2 separate regions of the Homo sapiens genome follow, and region 2 is linked to region 1. Evidence: chromatin contacts called from ENCODE Hi-C or POLR2A ChIA-PET data. All regions are on one chromosome and are shown on one strand. The core of a region is the stretch at or near the end of the contact, and the rest is flanking DNA. Distances in the headings are between cores, read along the strand shown.

Evidence for each region. A loop is a pair of places that touch in the nucleus more often than their neighbours do. ChIA-PET counts read pairs that join two places held with the same protein, here RNA polymerase II (POLR2A). Pooled maps may share reads with other maps.
Region 2: a map of K562 shows a loop between it and region 1 (3-fold over the local background). The contact joins two enhancer-like sites. A Hi-C loop is called at or near these places in 1 of 168 maps with a recorded cell type or tissue (K562), 7 of 37 single-sample maps with no recorded cell type and 4 of 50 pooled maps. POLR2A ChIA-PET finds 5 or more read pairs at or near these places in 1 of 52 experiments (Panc1).

The regions. Positions count from the first base shown.
Region 1 is chr20:53,122,722-53,125,735 of GRCh38, forward strand. All of the region lies in intron 1 of TSHZ2 (teashirt zinc finger homeobox 2), which reads left to right. Among named protein-coding and RNA genes, the nearest start is that of TSHZ2, 150 kb to the left of the region's middle. Within about 2 kb of position 1,555, at least 2 of the 41 ENCODE cell types and tissues checked have a DNase peak (open chromatin) inside an H3K27ac peak, as active enhancers do.
Region 2 is chr20:53,215,825-53,218,838 of GRCh38, forward strand. The region is part of intron 1 of TSHZ2 (teashirt zinc finger homeobox 2); the gene reads left to right. Among named protein-coding and RNA genes, the nearest start is that of TSHZ2, 240 kb to the left of the region's middle. Within about 2 kb of position 1,392, at least 2 of the 41 ENCODE cell types and tissues checked have a DNase peak (open chromatin) inside an H3K27ac peak, as active enhancers do.

The DNA of each region.
Region 1 (3,014 bases), core at 305-2,804:
CACGGCTACCTAGACACACCAAAGATATTGAATCCCTGGGATGTTGGCTTCCATTCACTGTGCAGTTTCTCCTCCTCCCAGCCAAAGTGGACTCTCTTTTTCATCTAGAATTGGTGGGGGACAGGGCATGAGGAAGGCCCACTCTCAACCCCCACTTCTGATTAAATACATTTTCTTTTATTTCTGTTCCAAATTCTCTAAGCTTCCCTAGAGATTTAAACTTTTGGAAATAAAAACTGGGGGAGGTACTGGGTATTTCCGCTTTCTACTCTTCCACTTCCCTTCCCTGACATAAGAAGCACCACCCATAACTACATGAATGGGTTGGAGACAAAACACGGATTAAATCACAGAAGTATCTCCTCACTGTCACCAATCCGGCTTCTCCAGCCACCTCTCCATCAGCTCTGTGCTGGATCTCAGTAGGTATTGTCTCATCTATTTTTCAAAGCAACTTCTATGAAGTAAATATTCTCATCCGTGTCAGTTATCTATTGACAGGACAGTGCTCCATAACCAAAACCTCCAAATCTCAGTGCCATAAACTTTAACATTTTTTTAGCTCACCAGTCTGTGGAGTACAGATGACCTGGGCTAGAGCTGGGCTGATCTCAGTTGGTCCTCTTCAATAAACGTATGATCAGCTTCCATGAGGGATTACAGCCTCTGCTTGTCTGGACTGGACTCACTGACATGTTTAGGGGATTGACTATCGGTTGGCTGATCTAGGACAGCCTCAACTATGATGGCTAGGACAACTTGGTCCCATATCACACCTGTGTAATTGTGGAGCAGGCTAACCTAGGCATTTTCTTCTTACATCAATGGCTGAGGGTAAAAGCCTGAACAAGTCCATTCAGGTAAGCATTTTTCAAGTTTTTGTTTGCATCACACTTGCTAACATCCCAGTAGACAACATGGCACAGTCAAGCCTACAGTCAGAGTAGGAAGATACAAGTAAGTTAGCCGGCAAAGGGCATAGCTAGAGAACTGAAGTACTGGGGCCCATAAAACAAGCACTACCCCATTTCCCGAATTATGGAACTGAAGCTGGAAGAATGAAACAATTTGTGTAGGGCCAGAGCCTGAAAGTAAGGTGGCTGGGCTTTGAACCCATACATGCCTGGTTCCAAAACTGGACTCCTAAGTGCATGACTCTACTGCCTTAATTTTTAAAAGGTGCTTATAAAAACAATTCTCCGTGTTAATGCAGCATCTTCCAGGCCAAATGGAGCGTTGGGTAATTGCCTGCTTAATATGGTTGATAGAGAAAGCAAACTTCAAGCCAAAACACCCGAATTTCCCCTAAACATATGTAATCATCTTAATTTTCTCTTTTCCTCTGTTGACATAGCTTAGGGAAGACAACTCCCTTTTAGCGTCAGCCAGTGTTTCCCTGGGAAGCAGCATGCAGGGAAATAGGGTTGGCATTCTTTCCTCCTAAAAAATGCATTTTATGTAATCCTGCTATCTTTCCTGGGCCGGCCCTTCACTACCCACTGGGGATCTCTCTTGCTTAACTGTACTCTTTTCCAATGGGTTTGAACCCCCCTGCATGTCTGCAATCAGGCTTCTGTTGGGCAATTTGGGACCCAGATTTAGTCCCAATCACTTGAATCCATTTGGAGGCTGAATTTCATTCCTAATGAACAAACTGCTCAAGCAGTGCTGATGCATCTGGAAGGACTAGGTCACTGATCAGTGACTGGTTTGTTCCAGAGGGCAGTGTTGTCCTAATCTGAGAGACAGATCACATTTTTGAAGAGCTAAATGCAAACCTAGCATCAGGAGGAGCTCTCTCCATGCATCATCGACATGACCAGGAATTGCCAACTTGGCTTTACGGATGATTAGACTTTTTAGAATATGGCATGAAGCCCTAGTTATAGACTCAAGTTATAACAATAGTCATCATATAGCAATAAAGATTTTCTGAACCTTTGTCAGGTAGCAGAACCTATACTAAACTCTTTCTTTGCATTTTATCTTCACAACCATCCTAAGATGTTGATGATGCTACATGCCCATTTTCCACCTGAAGACATGGAGATTTAGGTGACTTCTTTCCCAGGGCCACACTGTCAGCCAGAAAGTGACAGACACAGCCAGGGAGTGGGCATAACACGTGATTGTTAGGAGGTTAGCAAACTTTTTCTGTAAAGGGCCAAATAGTAAATATTTTAGGCTTTGCAGACCATGCAACAACCACTCAACTCTGCTGCTGTTGAGAGGAAGTAGCCATAGATAATTTGTAAGCAAATGGGTGTGGCTCTGTGCCAATAAAACTTTATTTACAAAAGCAGGCAGTGACCTGGATTTGGCATCACTTTCAAGCTATATTGCTTTGGCCAATTTACTCAACCTCTTTTGGAATGCGATTTTGTCATCTCGAAAATGAGGATGATAATAATCATAATGCTTAATTTATAGGGTGATTTTGAGGATTAAATGAATGTTGCATAGAAAGTTCTTGTTTATATTATTACTAATGGTTTATATTATTGCTAATTATTAATAATTACAAAGAGATATTGTGAAAGGCCGTAGAGGAGAGAAGTCAACAGCAAGTCCTCCCTGGGCATAAGTCTCATCTCTCCTGGTTACCCGCTGAGTGGCCTTGGGCATGTTACTTACTCTCTCTGAGCCTCAGTTTCCTTTTCTTGTAAAGAATAGTAAAAGGATGAGTCTCACAGAATGATTACAAAGGTGAAGTACATTTAATGCCTGTGAAGCTTTTAGAACATTGCCTGGCACATGGCAAGCACTTTCTGGTTGCTCGCTGTATTACTATTATTGAATAATCATGAATTGAGCCCAAATGGCCTGGCTTCCTACCTCAGGCTCTTTCCCACCCTACGTTCCTGCAGGGGTTCTTAAGTATTTTATACTATCAGGCAACCCCCCGGTGATCTGCTGACACCTGTGGACCCCTTTTCAGAATACTGTTTTTGAATGAATAAAATATATAAAAGATTACCCAAACACCTAATTATACAGGAATGCAGTTACCAAAA
Region 2 (3,014 bases), core at 142-2,641, 93 kb after region 1:
GCCATTGCACTCCAGCCTGGGCAACAGGAGCAAAACTCCGTCTCAAAAAAAAAAAAAAAAAATTTAAAAAATGGTTTCATAGGGATGGGAAAAGAGGGGTCCCAGGCCTAATTCCCAGTCTTTCTCCTAGGGTTGAGCTCCTGCCCTTTTTCCCCTAAGGCCAAACACCTGTCTCTGATGTCTGATTCCTCTTCTCCCAGAATTCTTCATTTTGGCCAAGACCTTCTTCCCCAGTCAAATTCCCAGAGACTCATATCTGGAGGACAGAAAGGCACGACCTTAGCTCTTCCTCAGAATGAGGAATAGAAAACAGTGGGGGGCCAGCTCACTTTTTAATAAGACACTAGTATTTCAGCATTCTATGAAGTCAACACCCAAGGAATGTCCCTGTCATCTGTTCTCACCTTGCAATTGCTGGTCCTGTTGTCTTCCCCAGCCCTCTCCACACCTCACTTCACCAGCCAAGCCATTGTTGGCTCCTAAGCATTTCAGTTCCTGATGGAGGAGTAAGACAGGTAGTCAGGTAAAGCTGGAGTGAGGACAAATGGGACTGGGGTGGCGGAATCCCTGGCAGAAAGTCAAGGACGTGAACATACAAGGAAAAATAGGCCACAGCCAGAGCACTGAAGGCCACAAATGTGAACCCCTAGCTAGGATATGTCATTTTATGCCAGGCAAAATCAGGACAACAAAGGGTTCTCAAGCATAGGTGCGACCCAACCAACCCTTCACCAGCCAGGAACATTTTCTGGTGTTAATGCCATCTTAGAAAATGCTGTGAAAAGCTCCTTGCACTGAGCTAGTTTCTCATCCCCTGATGTTTACACCTCTCAAAGGTGCATGGAGCCCCACAATGTGTCACTCTCTGATTTGTCACCTGGAGAACACAGCGCAGACATGTTTGGCTGCTTTAATATTTCTCTATAAATCAATCCTCTTTCCCCTTAATCATGTGGGTTGTTCTTCTCTGAACTTGCTCCAATTTGTCTACATCTTGCTGGGACTGAGTTGTCTAAAAGTGAACACACCCTTCAAATGCGGGAACTCTCCCTGCAGCCCCTGGCAGCTCCTGGCGACTCACTTCACCGCCCGGAGAATTCCGTGCAGGGCTCCAGCGGTGAGCAGAGTTGGAAACGGCCCATCCCCAGTTTCCAAAGAGGCCGTGTCTTTCTGTTCCTGAGCGGGCCCGTTTGTTATTTTTAGTGTCTGATTGTCAGGCTGCGGCATTAGAAAGTCTGTGGTCGCATTACATATTCCAGAAAGTCACATTGCTGGTGATGTGCGGCTGTATCGATGGATGAGTAATTGCTCGCTGTCAGGCCCACCCGGTGAAGCTGTGTCCTCCCAAGTTGTGAAAGGGGGATAGTGCGAGAGCCGCACCTGCCGCGGCCCCACCTGTCTGCGCTTGGCCGATGCCAGCACCTGCAGCCTTTCGTACCAGCGCCCTCTGCTGGTCGGACGCCCCACTTCTGGGCGCTCAGGGAGCAGAAGGGGCCTGGCCTCACCCGACAGCCCCCTGGCTCTAGGCAAGTGAGATATTATTATTCCCATTTTAAAGACCAGATAACTGAGCCCCAAAGAAGCGAATATGTGGCTCACAAGCAGAAAGGGATAACAGATGGAAGAACAACAATAATCAGAACAGCAACGCCAGTGAACCGTTGCACATCACTTAATTTGCCAGGGGCTGCAAACCCACAGACAAATAATGGCAGAAAGTGCAGAGAGCCAGGCGCAATATAAGGAGTGGATGGGGACCATGGCAGATCCCTGGTGCTCAGTCTAGAGGAGGCAAAAGCGGTAAAGCTCTGCCACGCAACCACACAGGGCCAGTAACGTCAGAACTTCTCAGAAGGCATCTATCCTTAAGTGTGAAATTTCTCTGATTTTGAAACAATTCATGGGCCAAACAAAATATGGCTAAGGGCTACATTTGATCCACTGCCCCTGCTTGTAACCCCTGGTTTACACAGAGTTATCTGACTTACTATCTCATTTAAGTTTCACATAATCCTGTGATATCATTACTGGTTTTATCCTCACCTTTGCAAACAAAAAAACTAAGGTTGAAGGAAGTTATGCAAATCTAATTTATGTTAGAAAGGAGAGTCAGACCTAGGCTTTCACATCCCAAAGCATAGATTCTCCTCCCTGAACAATACAGACAAGTATTTTACTTTGGGAGAAAGGAGACTGGCTAGCCCAACACCCTCCTTTTTAAGAGTGAGAAAGCCGAGGCTCCTTTGAAGGAGCCGCAAATGGCAGGCTGCACTTTACAAACAGTCTCAAGTCTGGTTCTTTCAAGTCATGATGTTGTCCTTTATTCTGCACTAAATTTGTTTTCTAAAGACTACGCCTATAGGCTGAGGGCCTCTCACCTGTGATTAGAACATTTGCTTTGAGTAGCTTTCAAGGAACAGAGCTGTGTGTGTGCTGCACCAACCACATGGTCTCAGCTGGCACCTATTATAATTCAAATTGAGAGATGGGAAACATTGAGATGCATTAAGCAAGATCAAACTTTACAACAGTTGGCACAGGGGCAAATGAATTCGGCTTGCCGACTTATTTGTTCGGCCCACACAAACCACTAAATAAATAGATAATCGTAATAATAATGTACACAGCATTGCCAAAATTTGTCAATCAGGTGATTTCGCATAAAAATTCAATTTCTCATATTCTTTTGCAAAATCCAAACATCTACCGCATTGGTTCTATATTCGCAGATGACGAGATTAGCTGGAGCTATGTTGTTGCCACCTCTTTCCAGCAGGGCATTCACTCAGCAACTCTCCCCAATACCTACCTCTTTCTATTGTCTCCCTGAGGCCAAACATCACTAGCCATTTATCATTGTGTTTGGGTCTTTCTTTTCATAAAGAAAATGAGTTGTCTCCTATAGTAATGTCTCTCAAAAGTGAGAAAACAGACTGAGAATTCGAGAAAAATAAGAGAGAGCATCTTTCTTTACAGTGATGAAGATATTCTAAAATATTCATATTTATTGAACA